Linked DNA regions of Mus musculus: all the other regions are linked to region 1. The links are chromatin loops, found by intact Hi-C in ENCODE. Cell type or tissue: left cerebral cortex. All regions are shown on one strand. Links, peaks and the distances in the headings refer to the core of each region. The heading gives the core; the rest is flanking DNA. Region 1 holds the start of Rbm4b (RNA binding motif protein 4B). Region 2 has its middle 7.1 kb from the start of Ctsf. Region 3 has its middle 13 kb from the start of Npas4.

Region 1 (5,574 bases), core at 1-5,000:
TGAACACCTCAAAGATACCCATCTACCCAACCAGACTCACCACAGATTCTCATACTGCGCTTCTTCTAGATTCCCTTTTTCCTCTTTACTACCACCAGCCATCCTCGAAAGCAGCAGAGGGTAAAAACTCTCAAAGGCTTCTGGGTCCACCACAAACCAGCAACAAAGTCCTAACCTCTAGCCCTTCTCACACTACCTAACTACTTCTCTGCCTAGGCAACTTAAGACTTGTGACAGTACTCAAGTGAATGAAGACCAAAGGCAGGCAGGCAGGAGCCCATGCAGTTGTGGAGAAGGAGCTTGGCGAATACAATGGGGAAGGCTTACTTCCCCAGAGTGAATTATGCTAAGAGTAGTAAACATAACCTGTTCTTTGCATTTAAAAGAATGGCAGAAGCCACTCTTGAAGCCCTGTGGTCTTGTGTTCTTCCCTCTGCCTTGAGCTAGAGACTCCACGAAGGTCTGCCACCCAATCCCCAGAACAGTTCACCTTGAAACTCTGTGTTGTCGAGGCCCCTGATGGCCTCCACCGCATCCTCTGCCCGCTCCATGTGTACAAAGGCATAATCTTTCACGATGTCACATTCGATGACTGGGCCGTACTCCTCAAACTTGGCCCGAAGCTCTTGGTTGGTACAAGTGGGGCTGATGTTGCCCACGTGTAACTTGGTTGAAGCTTTGCTCTTATTCTTGCTGGCTTCCACATTGATGTTCACTCCGTGCAGCTTGTAGTGGTGCAGGTTGCGTATGGCATCCTCAGCGGCCGTCTTGTCCTCTATGTGCACAAAGCCATAATTCTTAATGATGTCACATTCCAGCACCTTCCCGTACTGCTCGAAGAGTGAGCGGATCTCCTGCTCTGTGGCCTCCCGGGGCAGATTTCCAATGAACAGCTTCACCATCCTGACAAGAGCCTGGCAGAGAAGAAACAAGATTTTAAAAGTCAGGTGTGAAGTGAGAAACTGACACTACAGCACACCCCGACCCTCACAGTTCTTTTTGAGAGAGGAACTGCTGTGTGACAATGCCAACAGAAGGTCGGGGGTCAGAATGCACAACAAGGTCTAAGATATATATCCGTGAGGTCAGGCACATTGACTCTACAAGGTTAGCTCCTTCACGGTTTAGCACAGGGATGAAAGACAAGTGGAAGGCATGAAGTATCTGAATGTCCCTAGTTACGGGTTTTTGGAGGGAAATCTGTGTACCTCTCCACAGCGCGGTATCCCCTCCCACCATACTCCAAGAACGAAAGCCCTCTTTCACCCAACACTGGACCCCTATCCTCAGCGGCCCAACCTCCGCTGCAACATCCCAACAAAGACTCGGCCCGACCCCTGCCCCGCCCCCTCCGGAGACCCGGCCCCGCCTCCTTTCCTTGTCTTCCCGGGACCTTCCTCAGAAGATGAGTGGCCCCAAACCCGAGCCTTCCCGGCCCTCCGAGGTCCGGCCCAGTCCGCTCCAGGGCTTCCCACACACCCACAGCATCCTCTCCTACCTCCGGGTGGTGCCGGCGGTGGCGGCGGGTCCCGCGTCAGAGAGAACCCTACAAAATGGCGACGGCCGCTCGAGCCTCGGCGCGACCGGGCGCTTTCTCGCGCGCCAGCTCACGCACGCGCGAGTGCGCGCTGCCTGCCTCCCCTCCCCCTCGCAGGAGCGGGGCGACCAATCCTGCGGCCGCACACAACTGTCCGCCCCCCGTGCGGGGGCGGGGTCATGTGGTGACGGCACTGCGGAGCGAAGGTCAGCCCGCCCCCAGCCCGGGCTAGCCAATCACCGCCTTGGGAGTGGGTCGCGGCTTGCGCGTCAAGGGGGCTCAGGAAGCAACCATTGCCTTGGCAAAACCGTAAGGCCCGGGGGAGTCTCTAAGCATCACAATGGATCGTGGTATTGGGCGCACTGTCGAGGGGGCTGATGACAAAGGGTTGTGTCACTGGGCCCGCTAGAAGGGGGTTTTCTCAACCTCTGGCTGCTGAGAGCGATACTTCAGAAACCCAGGCACTACCACATCTTAACCTAATCTCTCCCTTGTTTGGGTAGGAAGGGGTAAGAATTCCCGTAAAACAATTTAATTTTCACTGCAATAGTGTTGTTCATTGGTGAAGAAGCTGAGACTGAGAGTGGAGTAGAAAGATAATCTGGGTTAGAACTAGGTTAGGTCTGAGGGAGGCATTTCTCTATCCAAACTATACTTTGTCATGTTTATTCATGAATATACGTGGGCTGGCTTTCCCTCGTAGTATCTGTCTATCCTGGTTCCTGAAATGTGGTGAGCATTACCAAGGAATACGTTGTCCAGAGGTCCAGGGAGAATCCAGGTTTGGGGAATGAGTGACAAGGGTTCCGCATCCGTCCCAAGCTGCCTGAGGCACAGGCAATTGTCAGGCTCCAGACTCTCTGTTGCGGTCCAAGGGCACCTCCTGGTGGCAAGCAGGGTACCAGCTTGGTGGATCACTATCACAAAGCAGCGGGCTTACAGACATTGAGGGATTGAATTCATCTCCTAGAAGAGGCACCGGGATGGTTGTTAGACCATCCCCATTGTTGTCAAAACAATTCCCCATTGTGGTAGTTCCAACACCAGCTCCTCCAATAGTATAGAGATCAGTTCCCCGAGTTGACTTCCTGCACCCAAGCTACTTGGAAACATTTCTTTACCAAATCCATGTTTCCCACTCATTTCAGAAGGCATTGTCTAATTGTAATTACACATTTTTAAAATTAATTTTTTTTGGTTTGTTTTTCGAGATGGGGTTTTCTGGCAGTCTTGGCTGTCCTGGAACCTCCTCGGGATCTGCTATCACCTAACCTTGTACATTGTATTTTGGGATCTCTTCCCAAATTTGTGGGGGCTCCACAACTAATGCTCTACTAACAGTTCCCATTTTTTTCTTTTTTAAGATTTATTTATTTATTTATTATATGTAAGTACACTGTAGCTGTCCTCAGACACTTCAGAAGAGAGAGTCAGATCTCGCTATGGATGGTTATGAGCCACCATGTGGTTGCTGAGATTTGAACTCCTGACCTTCGGAAGAGCAGTCCGGTGCTCTTACCCACTGAGCCATCTCACCAGCCCAGTTCCCATTTTTCTATACAATTTCATTTCACCCCCTTTCTCCCTCCCTGCCTCTTTTAGACATGGCTTTTCTGTGTAGTCAAGGCTGTCCAAGAACTGGCTGTGTAATCCAGACTAGCCTTGAACTCACACTCCTACCTCAGCCTCCCAAGTGCTGGTTAATTACAGGTGTGTGATATCATTTCTAGCCTCCAGTTTTATCGTTTTTTATTATGTGAGTTGGGTGGTGATGAGCACATTCAGGCGGCTCTGTGAGTTGGAGGCCAGCCTGGTCTAAGAGCAACTTCCAGAACACTAAGGGCTACAGAGAGAAGCAATGTCTCAAACAAACAGACAAAACAAAACCCCATACCCCAAGACAACCAAACCAAACCAAACCCTAACATGTGTAAGTAGTACCAAGTTCCCAGAAAAAAAGAAAAAAAGAAAAAAGCCCTGCTAGAATATCCTCCACTTGGAACACAGAGGCACTATGTTTGTCTGTTCTGTTTTTCCTGTCATTACCAAGGTCTGGTAGTAACTTTTCTAATTTTTGTCAGTTGAAAAGGTGTAAAGTTTTATTCACAACTCGACGTAGTTTGTTTTTGTCTTGTTTCTAATGAATTTCAAAATACCTTGTTCTTATCATTTGTGCGAATGTACATTTCCTGCTTTCCGTCTTCTGTCTGGATTTTAGGTCTCAGCCTTTGGGTTGAGCTGTCGAGTTTTCCTCATATTGTAGCTATTTCTACTTGGTTCAGATATCTTGTCATTACACTAATAGCTTTGTTTTTTGAGGGAAATATTTTTAATGTAACCAAATTATTGTTTCCTAAAGCTTTCTCTTTTATGTTCTCTTTAAGATACCCTCTCCTACCACAGCTCATGTAGATAGTCTATTCTCTTCCATTCCTATTACCTTTCACTCTTAGATCTGTGGTCCAGTTTGAACAGTGCCATACAATAGAGATACAATGAGTCATATAAGTAATTCGTGATAAACTGTGAAAATGGTCTGTGGGTTCAGCTCAATAGTAAAGCATTAATCTAACAACCACAAAGCTCTCGGTTTCATACCTAGCACAGTGAATAAATACAAATTTCCAGGAAACATCAAACTATAAAACCTTGAAATCTATTTTAATATTTTTGACATTCTAACATGAGACCAATATAAAAATTGAGATAATTGAATTCCCCTTGAAGTCCTGAATATCTGTTATTTCATACCTTCAGCACATCGCAGTTTACACTTGCCACACGTTGCATACTCAGTAGTCCACTGTGGCCATTAGCTTCCATGTGGGTCAACACAAGCAAAACCCACCCTCGTCAGTGGTGGTCGGTAAAAGTGCAAAGTATGAGCCCATTCATTGCTGCTGATCCCTGCTTCCCACCGGTCTGCAGGGCCAACACTGGTGTTATTTTTGTCCCCATAGCTTTCAGGGCCCCGTTCTATCTATCATCCTTCTCCTCTCTCCCACCGATACTCCAAGATGTCTTTCCTGAAGACTTGCTCCCTAGCCCTCTGTTTACCCTCTTATCTGTCCTATGTGGAACCCTATTCTCAAGTGGCTTTAGCTGCCACACGTGTAGACTTTCACCTAATTCCTGTCCTTCCTTTTCATTCAGTTACTGCTCTGCCTAGCACTCAATTGCAAGGCCATTTCTCCATTAATTCCTCTCACACATAGTACATCTGCTTTCAAACTTTTCCAATTACTGCTTTTTCCCCCAAGCCCCATGATCTGAGCTCTCCACAATAACGCTCCATGTGTAACAGCTGAAGGAGAGTTATGAGGAAAATGTGTGCTGACGTTTGTTTTGCCTGAGAATGGGGTGTTGCTGTTACACTGTTGTGGGGCGACTGAAACCACCTAAGAGAAAGGCCGTCCCTGAGAGAGAGAATACTTACCCTGTGAATAATGTGCTGTGCCAGATCTGATGTGTGGAGCCCAGCTTGGGGCTGTGTCATAATAGTTCCTAGTCTACATACACCTGGCTCTGCTTGTCTTTGTTTTGACTGATGGTAGTCAGGGCTGCTTGGGGTCCCTGGCCAGTTATGCTGAAGACAGTAGTTTTCCTGAGTCAAACAGACTCAAGACTTGCAATTTTTAATACCTTCTGTTTATACATTGCAAAGTTTAAGAACAAATACTCTCTCCATCTCTAGAATACATTGTGTGTTTATTTACATACTCAGGATATCCTTATGGCTTTCTAGGGTGACCTAGAATTCAGGAGGTAGGACCTGCCACTCTTCTGATTCTGTGGGAGCTCCCTTGATTTTATGGGAAAGACAGAAAGGTGCTCACCTTTCCACTGATGGCTGAGCAGCAGTTAAGACTAGGTTGTGGTAATAACCCTCACTACTCCTTATTGAAAACAGTTGAGACACTTGGGAGTGAGGAAAATTAGCGAGGAGTTGTAGTTTAGAGTGCTTGCCTTGCATGCACGGCAAGAAATTTAACAAAAAAGTGTGCACCAGGGAGAGTGACTTGCTTCCTTTGATCATG
Region 2 (5,574 bases), core at 289-5,288, 92 kb before region 1:
ACACACACACACACACACACACACACACACACACACACACACCATCCTAAGTCTTCATCGGGCCTGCCCATAGGTATTCTTGTACAGCACTGTCCTCTGAGCCAAACTACCAGCATCCTAAGGAGTTCTTCTGGGCCTGCTGCAAAGATCACCCCAGTGCAGATGTTAACCTGGGGCTTTTCTTTGCCCTTTTGCTCTCTCTAACAACAGGGCATCTCTACGCCTGCCCTAGCCCGTTTAGCTCCTGAATCAATGACACAGAGACAAGCTGCAGGTAGCATGCTGGGCAGATGCTCGTCTACTGAAGCCCTCTACAGCTGCCTACTTCCCAGCGGTATCTGAGTCTTGCTCTGGCTGGCTCTGATCCATGTGTGTCCTCACGGTGACTCCTGGCAAATCCTCCTGATCCCTCCCTTCCTTTCCTTTTTTCTTCTCTGCTTCTTTCTTTTTGCTTGGGCCCCCCTGACTGGGACTGGAAGTCTCCTCTTATTCTCTTCTGCCCATTTTTTTTTTTTTTTTTTTTTTTTTTGAGATAGGGTTTCTTTGTATAGCCCTGGCTGTCTTGGAACTCACTCTGTAGACCAGGTGGAACTCAAACTCAGAAATCCACCTGCCTCTGCCTTCCAAGTGCTGGAATTAAAGGCATGCACCACCACTGCCTGGCACTTCTGCCCATCTTTAGGCAGAATCAGCTCTTTATTAAGCAATCAAAGGTAATGGAAAAGAAGTTTTATACATCACTGAGACAGGAGATGCTCCAAATATCATGACAATGTCTACGTCTAGATTGCAAAGAGACCTCTGGGCACAGCAATCAGCATCTGAATACAGAGCGCACCCCCGCCCCCATCACAGCTGGGCCTCTTGGTAGGAGTGGGCAGGACATGAGGCCCTCACTTGAGCATTCGGCTACCCTTCCAACCAGTTGTTTGCAATTCTATCCTAATTGCACATGGGTTCATAGTCTCTGGGTAGGGCTAGAGCAGTGGTTCTCAGCCTGTGGGTTGAGACTCATTTGGGGATCAAACGACCTTTTCACAGGGTTTGCGTGTCCCAAAATCCTGCATATCAGATATTTACATTATGATTCATAATAGTAGCAAAATTACAGCTATAAAGGAGTAACAAAAATAATTTTATGGCTAGGGTTCACCACAACACGAGGAACTGTATTAAAGGGTTGTAGCCTTAGGAAGGTTGGGAACCACTGGTTTGAGGATATGGTTTTGGAAGGACTAGGGACAGAGCTCCACTTACTTATACAGTCATACCTGTTGGCTTACATACAAATCCTCTGGCTCCTCCCAGGGACCTAGCAATAAGGACCTAGCAATACACTGCTTGCCATTGCTTGCTGTGCACTAGCCAGATGCAGCAGCAGCCATGTACAAAAAGGATAGCTTGCTACTCCAGCCCCCCGACTCTCTACCCCCTTCTCATTCTCTTTTCTCTCTCTGTTTCACATGTTCCCAGCTGGCCTCTCTTTCTTTCTGTCCTTTTCAGTCCCTGCTTTCTCTGCCCACATGGCTCTGTCTACATTTACCCCTTCTCCGGGTCCTCACTCCCCTCCCCTCCCAAACAACCCTCCCTTCTGCCAGGTCTGTCACCTGCCTCAGGGGACACCTCGGTGTCGGCCTGCCAGCTAACTCCTTGCACCTGCTGCTGCTGCATTATATTTCTTTTTTTTTAAAATATTTATTTATTTATTATATGTAAATACACTGTAGCTGTCTTCAGACACTCCAGAAGAGGGCATCAGATTTCGTTATGGATGGTTGTGAGCCACCACGTGGTTGCTGGGATTTGAACTCAGGACCTTAGGAACCTTAGTCGGCACTCTTAACCGCTGAGCCATCTCACCAGCCCTGCATTATATTTCATAACAGTTAAGATGCCTCATGCATGCTGGTGCAGCGCTTCCAGCCTCCAGGGCGGCTGCTCTAAGGTGCTCCTAATTTAGCTTCTCACCCATGACTCTGAAGAAAGCCTGATAAGCTCTGATTCTGCAGTGAACTTTGGTGGGATAGGGTCTTGCTTGGCTGTTGGGACCCTAGGAGCAGGGTAGATATTGAGACAGACATGACTTGCATCACCCCCCCAGGAAAGGAATTTTAGCCAAACATGTGCACACACGAACACACATACACAAAAGAGAAATGAAAAAAAAAAAAAAAACCAAACCAACCAAAAAACAAATTATAGCTAGATATCTTGTAAAGTGCAAAGTGAATTTAGAATTTTTGATATAACATAGAATGATTAAATCAAGCTATTAACCTATATGTCAACTCAAATGTTTGATGTTTGAGGGGATGAGGATATTCGAGACGTATTCTTCCTTGGTCTGTGGAGATGTACAGCACTTATTAGCTGTACTAGACCTCAAAGGGGAAAAATCTAGACGCTTAACCTTCATAATCTTCTAAAGAAATTTCGACACTTAACCCTCGTCTGACGCTTAAAGCTTCATGACCTTTGACTTTCATCTCCCCACAGCTCCCCCACCCCTGCTCTGCCCCATGCTCTGCCCCTCCACCCCTAATCTGGTAGCTAGCCGTCAGTCTACTCAGACTCTGTGAGTTCGTTGCTTTAGATCAAGCGTGTGAGATAGTCGAGGATTTGCCTTTCTGTGCCCAGCTTACCTCACTCAATGTTTTCCCGTTAAGTGACTGCTGGCTAGTATGCATTTATTTTGAGGATCCTTCCTCTTCCTTGCCACTTCTAAATTTCCCATAATTCGTACTCTTTCTTTTTTTTTTCAATTTTTTATTAGGTATTTTCTTCATTACATTTCAAATGCTATCCCGAAAGTCCCCTATACCCTCACCCACCCTGCTCCCCTACCCACCCACTCCCACTTCTTGGCCCTGGCATTCCCCTGTACTGGGGCAAATAAAGTTTGCAAGACCAAGGGGCCTGCCTCTCTTCCCAATGATGGCCGACTAGGCCATCTTCTGCTACATATGCAGCTAGAGACACGAGCTCTGGGGGTATTGGTTAGTTCATATTGTTGTTCCACATATAGCGTACTCTTTCTCTTAGTTGAACTTTTTCTCCTTCAGGTGGAGCGAGAGGAAGCTGGGAGTCCACTGCTGCTATGACTCCTCACTGGCACAAGGTGACACTGTTGAGGTTGAATCCTGCACCATCCAGTGTTAGAAGCCCTGAAACTCCTTGAAGGCCTGGAGATTAAGATTCGAAGCTCCCACTCCGAATATGCAGACCCCTGCAACTTCCCCATGTCGGAAACTTGACTGTATAGTTTGTAGTAGTGGGGAACTGTGTTCATGCTTTCCCCCAAAAAAGAATCAGAAAAAAAAAAAATTAACAATTTGAGATATGGTGGTACACAGTTTTAACCCCAGCAGGGGTGTCTCTGTGAGCTCAAGGTTAGCATAAGCGACATAAGGAGTTTCAGAGCAGCCAGGACTACACAGAGAGAACCTGTCTGAAAAAAGGAGGAGATGGAGAAGAGTTTGTGGCTGTACTGGCTAGTTTTGTGTCAACTTGACACAGCTGGAGTTATTACAGAGAAAGGAGCTTCAGTTGAGGAAATGCCTCCATGAGATCCAACTGTATTAGTGATCAAGGGGGAAAGACCCCTTGTGTGTGGGACCATCTCTGGGCTGGTAGTCTTGGGTTCTATAAGAGAACAGGCTGAGCAAGCCAGGGGAAGCAAGCCAGTAAAGAACATCCCTCCATGGCCTCTGCATCAGCTCCTGCTTCCTGACCTGCTTGAGTTCCAGTCCTGACTTCCTTGGTGATGAACAGCAGTATGGAAGTGTAAGCCGAATAAACCTTTTCCTCCCCAACTTGCTTCTTGGTCATGATGTTTGTGCAGGAATAGAAGCCCTGACTAAGACAGTGGCCATCCTGGGCTACGGAGCTAGTTCAGGCTGAGTCGGAGCTGCAGGCAACTTTGTCTCGGAAACAAAGACTCATGGATTCGCTTTAAGGGAGGATTAGATTTAACGGAGGGTCAGCTGTGAAAAGCACGTTGCAGTTGCAGTTGGCAAAGCATGGGCAAACACTGACTTGATTAGTACTAGACCCACCAAACCGGAGCAGCACTAAGCAATGGATCCTGAATATATAAAGAGCCCTGAGAAACTGAGAAAATAAAAGCCAAAACCTGGGGGAAGGGGGCTGCAGAGATGGCTTGGTGGTTAAGAACACTTGCTGCTCTTGAAAAGGACCGTGGTTTAGTTCTCAGCTCCCACATGGCAGCTCACAACCATCTAAAACTCCAGTTCCAGAGTAGTCAATACCCCTTTCTGGCACCATCCAAACACCTATACACATAAAACAATTTAAAAATTTTTAAAGGTTAAAGAAATCAAAACCTTGAGTAAGAATAAACATACCATGAAAAAGAACAAACTAGAATGAATATAGACCAACATGGATTTATCCTTTTAGAGAATGCTCTTAAGTTTCTATATGAGAAAGTGTTACAGAGTTTGTGACCCCTGAGAAAAGACCATAGACCCAATCCAATTATAATTAACAGGTTTACTGATTCGCTGCCACTAGGATAACCAATCTCTGAGTCAAATTTGAGATTGCCATGAAGGAATGGTTTGGGACTTCAATATCTATGCAAGCAAGCAAAAATTGTTCTGTTCTACCAGGTTAAATGATTAAAGCAACTCAAAACAATATTTGGGTATCTGTGCAAGTTACAGAAAAAAAAAGCAGTTAGTCATATCATTATAAGTAGATAGTCACGGCTGTACATTTCTGGGTATGTGGGAGGAGTCACTCAGTCAGGGTTACTGGGAACTTAACTTCCAGGGATTGTGACAAATGGCTGGTGAGACAGAGACAAATGGCTGGTAGGTACCAAAATGAATGTCTAGCATAAAATAGAGCTTCTTTAGTCATTAACACTAAATCTAAAAAGATGAAATTGGGCAATTTGAAGCTAAAAATAACGAAACTCCAAAGCTGTGATGGATCTAGAATGTCATGGGCAATTCAGTGAAGTGTGCTCAAGGCTCAGGACTCATGGCTCAGGGCTTGGGCTCAGGGCATGTCCTCCTATGGCATTTTTTTTTAAAACAGGGTTTTACCTTATAGCTACAGTTGAACTTGGAATTCACTATCTATCTCAGGCAAGCTTCTTGGCAACCCTCCTGCCTTTTTTTTGCTTTTGTGTCTTACTAAGTTACCTAGTCTGGTCTTGAACCCATTCTGTAGTCCAGGCAGAGAGTGGACTTGTGAATCTCTTCCTCCTTAGCTTCTTAGCCTAAGAAGCTAAGGTTAAAGAGTTCTGCCACTAGGTCAGACTATGTCTGAGCTCCATCCCTGGCCTACCCTGCCCCCAGTTTTGAGATAGGTTCTCACTAAGTAGCCAGTCCAGGCTGGTCTTCAACTTGTTTATGATTCTCTTGCCTCAGTCTCCCAAGTGCTGGGGTCATGGGCATGGGCTGCCGTGTTCAGCTACAAGATATGACGATTTTTTTTTTTTTTTCTTTTTTCCGGAGCTGAGGACCGAACCCAGGGCCTTGGGCTTGCTAGGCAAGCACTTTACCACTGAGCTAAATCCCCAACCCCGATATGACGATTTTTTTT
Region 3 (5,574 bases), core at 430-5,429, 250 kb before region 1:
CAGGGCTCCTGACTGACGATACACTGTAACCATGAACATTCCTTCCCTGCCATGAACTCTGTTCTGCTTTCCTTTCTGTTGTGATGAAATACTCTGCCCAAAAGCAATTTAGGGGAATCCCACACTTCCAGGTCCTAGTACATCACTAAAGAAGTCAGGGCAGAAACTCAAGGTAGGAATGAACTCAGCATAGAAGCCGCAGAGGAACATGGCTGGTTTGCCCCAGGACTCATGTTTAGCTGGCGTCCTTATACAACACAGGGCCAGCTGCCTGTGGTGCCACCCACAGTGGGCTGAGACCTCTGCTTCAATTAATAATCACAACAATCCCCCCATAGCCACGCCCACAGACCAGTTGGATGCAGGCAGTTCCTCAGCTGAGGCTGTCTCCTTTCAGATGACTGTGTCAATTTGGCAAAGTTAACTAGGATGGACTGTGACCTCTGAGTCATGGACTAGTGTAAATACTTTGTCCTGGAAGTAGCTCCTGTCTGATACTCTATAGGTCAACGGCAACAGCTGCTGATAGACCTGGCTAAAAACCTAGGCCTGGGGCAAATTGAGATTCTCTGCAGCAGAGATGCAATGTTGGTGGAAAATTACAGTTGACCATTGCAAGCCAAGGATGACATTTACCAACAACACCAATCTGCACTGTCCTTTTATCTTTTTCAAAACCCATAAATGTCCCAGAAGACCCAAATAGCAGCCTGCAGGAGGAGTTATAAAGGCGACTGTAACCACAGCCCCTACAAGAGAAACTGTGGCTGGAGCCAGAAAACACCTCAGGGTGACAGGAAAGCACTCAAAGGGAATGGGAGGAAAGCATTCAGGAGAGGCCCTTGAGGTTATATCTGCGGTGTCTGGATAAAGGTTACTCCTGAATGGATATTCCCAGCTCTCCAGAATTGGTAGAGAATCCTACTGAGGAAGAACGGGGAACAAAGCAAAGGTATGGCGGCTGAAAAAGGGAGTTGGTACATTGGTGTATTCCCTGAGATGCAGTAAGATGGCTTCTGACAGGATTGGAAGTTCAGACTCTGCTTGATAAATTCAGTTATTGTCACCACGTGGGGATGGATGTTCCTCATACCTGATGTGTCACTGTAAATGTCCCCTTTCTCAAAGCCACCAGCTGTGCCTCATCCTTGATGCCAACCAGCCCCTTGCATTCCTTTTGGTGGTTTGAATCAGAGCCTCACCACCCCTAAGTGCATGAGTTAAAAATACTAAGATGGGGAAGGGCTGGAGGTTGGTTCAGTGGTTAAGAGAGCTTACTGCTCTTACAGAGGACCAGGGTTCTATTCCCACAGCCACAGGATGACTCTTAAAAAAAAAAGATTTATTTATTTTATGTATATGAGTACACTGTAGCTGTACAAATGGTTGTGAACCTTCATGTGGTTGTTGGAAATTGAATTTAAGACTCGCTCTGGCCCAAAGATTTATTTATTATTATAAATAAGTACACTGTTGCTATCTTCAGGACACACTAGAAGAAGGCAACAGATCTCATTACTGGTGGTTGTGAGCCACCATGTGGTTGCTGGGATTTGAACTCAGGACCTTTGGAAGAGCAGTCAGTGCTCTTACCCACTAAGCCATCTTGCCAGTCCCATATGGCTACTCTTTTTTTTTTTTTTGTCCCATATGGCGACTCTTAGCTGTCCAGTTTCATCTTATGCCCTCTTCTGGCCCTCCATGGTCACTGCATACATAGACACATGAAGGCACACACTCACACATTTAAAACAAAAATAAATACATATTTTTAAATATAACATTTAAAAAAACAATGAAGGGGGCTGATCGAGGACTGGAGTGAGCAGAGGTCCTAAATTCAATTCCCAACAACCACATGAAGGCTCACAACCATCTGAACAGTTACAGTGTACTCATATACATAAAATAAATAAATCTTAAAAAAAAATAAGACAATGGAGGAGCCAGGCATGATGGCACACGCCTTTAATCTCAGCACTCAGGAGGCAGAGGCAGGTGGATCTCTGAGTTTGTGGTCAGCCTGGTCTACATAATGGGTGCCAGGACAAGCAGGGTAACTTAACAAAGAATGGGAAGCACCAAGGAAGGCATGGGGTTTGAGTCTCTATGAATCCTCACGCCAAGACCTCACTAGATAATAAAAGCCCTAATCACGTGGCCAAAGTTTACAAGAAAACTGGATGATGCTCCAAATACAAGCTAGTAAGACCAAAGCTGACACCCAGAGACTTGCAGATCAGTGTCTGTGCAGGGATAGCGAGGAAGTGTCGGGTCTGGGCAGAGCTACCCACTGGTATCAAGGCAGGTCTGTTCAAAACATCATCCGAAGGCAGGAGGGGCTCTGTAGAGCATCCAGGATAAGCAAGCAGGTAGGATTGTAAAACAACCACACTAAAATATGACACATGGCACATACACAATTATTGCTCTCCATGGAAGGAAAGAGACAGAGTTCCTTGCCCCTCTTCTGATCAGAGCTCTGTGTTATTAATGAAGAACTCCACGCTCTCTCTCCTAAAGGGTAATGTCTCACAGAAGTGGTAGGCTTCATTCAGTTTCCTTGTCCCCAATTCTAAGATCAGTAGTCTAGAGACCTGGGCCCCACACTCTCCAGCAAGCCATTCACTTCTATGAGTGTCAGTCTTACAGGTGAAACGGCAATAATTTTAAGGAGTTCCATCTTGCTTATCCCAAGGGACTGTGAGGCTGGTCAAGAGGCCGCAGACGTGAAACTAAGAGGGCCACAAGCACTTTTTTTTGTTTGTTTTGTTTTTCAAGACAGGGTTTCTCTGTATAGCCCTGGCTGTCCTGAAATTCACTTTATAGACCAGGCTGGCCTCGAACTCATAAATCCGCCTGCCTCTGCCTCCCGAGTGCTGGGATTAAAGGCGTGCGCCACCACACCCGGCTCACAAGCACTTTTTAATTCTGTGATGAGTTCTGGGGGCATCGCCCCTTGATGCTGGAATTTCTTGGGTAAACTTGCCCGGTCTTTCAACCTCGATTTTTCTCCCCTGTAAAATGGTTACAATAGTAGTAATCTGCATTGGAGATGATTTGAGAATGAAATGAAGCAGTGTGGAGCAGCACTTACCTTCGTACTATATATGCCATTCATTATCTCTGAATCCTCCCCACAACTTCATTAACGCCAATGTTTTCTCCCGCGCGAACGCCAGAGGGCGACATAGACGGCGAGAACCCCAGTCACAAACACTTGCCGCAGCATCATGATCCTTCACACAGGGGCGCTAAGAGACAGGCTGTCAGGTTTTCCACAGATTTAGGAAACTGACTGAGGAAAGGGGAACCCTGGGAAGAGAGAAGCAATGAACCATAAGGTCAGAGATGTCTAGGCCCAATAGCCCCCAGGCCTCTGGGACGCAGTAGGATCAGTGGGGAATGGGTGGGTCACGGCACTCTTTCTTTCTGGTAGTTTCTGCATTCATTCTGCAGTCTTGTTATTTGACCGCAGAGGGGGCGCGCGTCCCTGCGGGCTCCTCTGCTTGTTGCAGCTCATTCATCTGCTAACCGCGACACTCCGTTGCCATGGCAATGTGATGCAGACAGAGTGGGGTGGCCCGGAGGAGGGAGGCCCTGCGTGACGTCTGTGCTCCTCGCAGCTCTTCTCTCGCGGCCTCCCAGTTCTTGCCTATTTTGGAAGAGAGCCGCAGCCCTTCTGCTGATGCGCGCGCGCTGGCGCCTTTTTAAGGCAACTGGCAGAGTGGCGGCTTCGCCAGTGCTCAGGAGCTTCCCCCGCCCCTGAGCGGTAGAGTCCTGGCCGGCCTTGGAAGCCCCCCGGAGCCATCGCCCCACCCCATGCCCATCTTAATGCCCTCCACTATTGTGGGAGACATTTAACCTTGGAGAGAGGAGGTCTTGCCCTTAACCCCTCGCCCCCCGCCCCCAACAGAGGAGACTGTCTCATAGAAACCTTGGAAGCAAACAAGATGCCAGGCCTATCCGTGCTTGGAGATACTACTACGGACAAGGCCACAGAGAGACAACGCCAGGTGAGGACCTCAAGGCCCTCGGGCCTCCCTTCAGCATCCTGATTAAGCCTGGGGCTTAGTCTAAAGTAGATTGGGATCTCAGGAAAACTCAACTCTCTCATTAAACTGAAAGGGAAACTGAGGCACAGAGAAGAGTAATGATTGGCTAGAGTCCCATGGCTAATTCCTGGAGGAATAGGCCTGAGACCAGGGAGCCTGGCTTCCTGGCCTGGAATCAGTCACCTGTGACTACAGATAATACTGTGTTCATCTTTGTCCCTTGTCCTTCACCCAGCCAAGGGCGAGGCAATTCCATCTTGGTACCAGCTGTGCTATCTTTTCTTCCCAGCAACATCCAGATCTTAGGTGGGTTCTCTGGACCAATGGCTATCCTGGACAAACTTCTGGACCCCATGGACTTCATGACCAGACAACCAGGTTGCTGCTTACAAGCGTCTGCATCCATCGAAGGCTTCTTGCAGCCCACCAGCTCTCTGAAACTTTCTGGAGTCAAACCTCCCCTAGACTGTCTGCAAGTGCCACTTGGCTTCTGGATGGGAATGTGGCCCTGCTGGACACTCCCCAGAGCCAGGTGGACCCAGCCCCTTGGACCCTCTGCCCAGTCCTGATGATACCCTGACAGAGGACATGACATACTTGGCCATTCTGAAGGAGATGTGCAATTTCCAGACATCTGCAGGTCTCCACTCTAGACCAGGGTTAGGGGCTCAGAGTGGATCTGATCTAGATCAACATTTGTGGTTCTGGGTGTAGCTCTCTGGAGCTTGAATGGTGTTTCCAATGGGCGCCCATTGCCAGGGCCACACCTTCAATGCACAAAGGGAAAACTAAGGCAGTCTTCAAAGAGACATCATTTGCCGAGGTCACAAGGCAAGACAATATATTTGTTGCTAAGGTTAGAACCCAGAACTCTGCCTCCTGGACTCTTTTGAGTCCAGCTTTTGAAAAATACTTAGGCTCACTGCGCTGTGTGTGAATCAAAGACCCGTTTCAGGATCTACTTCTCGAGTGTGGACATGGCCCTTGGGTTACCTTGCTCTGTGCCCTCAGTCACCCACTTCAGTTGGGCCTCTGAGAGTCTCTGAGGGACCATGCTGAGAGGATTGTCTTCCTTCCACAAGACTGAAGTGAAGGGAACCACAGATGGTAGTTACTTCCGACACAGGCCGTGCAGACTGCTCTGAGGTCTTGTTCTGTGCATTTCAGACTCCATCAGATTCCTCCAATGGTGAGTCCCCTGGTGAAGCAGGCACAGACCTGTAAGAATGACCCTGGCTAGGTTGGATCTAATGAGGGGGAAAGTCAGCGAACTGCTTGCTTTCCATTGAGCTACAGCCTCGGAAAGCATTCCTTTCCCCAAGTCCAGACAGTCCTGTTGTTCAGGACTCCCAGGTGACCCTGCTCATCCAGAGCCGACCGTGAGGCGTGGTCCCCTGGAAGACTTTAGGTCCTTTCAGACCCTGGCACTGTGCACACGGGCTTGACTTCTCCCAAAACTGGGTTTTAGTATTGCAGTATTCAAATTCCAAAGCCTGAGGGGCACAGGGCCAAGTGGAAC

Evidence for each region. Peaks named below come from ENCODE experiments on the same cell type or tissue, not always from the same donor. Only the 100,000 strongest peaks of a DNase experiment are listed, where the experiment ranks them.
Region 2: a loop joins it to region 1, with 5 times the contacts of the local background. A loop is called at or near these places in 17 of 42 quality-filtered maps.
Region 3: it touches region 1 in a loop (4-fold over the local background); 9 of 42 quality-filtered maps call a loop at or near these places.

Annotation. Positions count from the first base shown.
Region 1 is chr19:4,752,586-4,758,159 of GRCm38, reverse strand. It overlaps Sptbn2 (spectrin beta, non-erythrocytic 2), which reads right to left. Exons shown (of 37, transcript NM_021287.2): 37 at 4,182-5,574. The region is part of intron 2 of Gm21992 (predicted gene 21992); the gene reads left to right. Rbm4b (RNA binding motif protein 4B) reads right to left here and starts at 1,635. Exons shown (of 4, transcript NM_025717.3): 1 at 1,499-1,635; 2 at 491-914. The coding sequence starts at 902. In left cerebral cortex, for the core only: a CTCF peak has its summit at 2,422 (motif pointing left); DNase peaks (open chromatin) are centred at 1,694 and 2,399; H3K4me3 peaks cover 1,608 bases; H3K27ac peaks cover 1,927 bases.
Region 2 is chr19:4,845,233-4,850,806 of GRCm38, reverse strand. No RefSeq gene overlaps it. Among named protein-coding and RNA genes, the nearest start is that of Ctsf, 7.1 kb to the left of the region's middle. In left cerebral cortex, for the core only: a CTCF peak has its summit at 3,117; a DNase peak (open chromatin) is centred at 3,101.
Region 3 is chr19:4,999,943-5,005,516 of GRCm38, reverse strand. It overlaps a transcript of Npas4 not described here. Among named protein-coding and RNA genes, the nearest start is that of Npas4, 13 kb to the right of the region's middle. In left cerebral cortex, for the core only: CTCF peaks have their summits at 1,690 (motif pointing left) and 3,191 (motif pointing right); DNase peaks (open chromatin) are centred at 3,240 and 3,596; H3K4me3 peaks cover 763 bases; H3K27ac peaks cover 1,755 bases.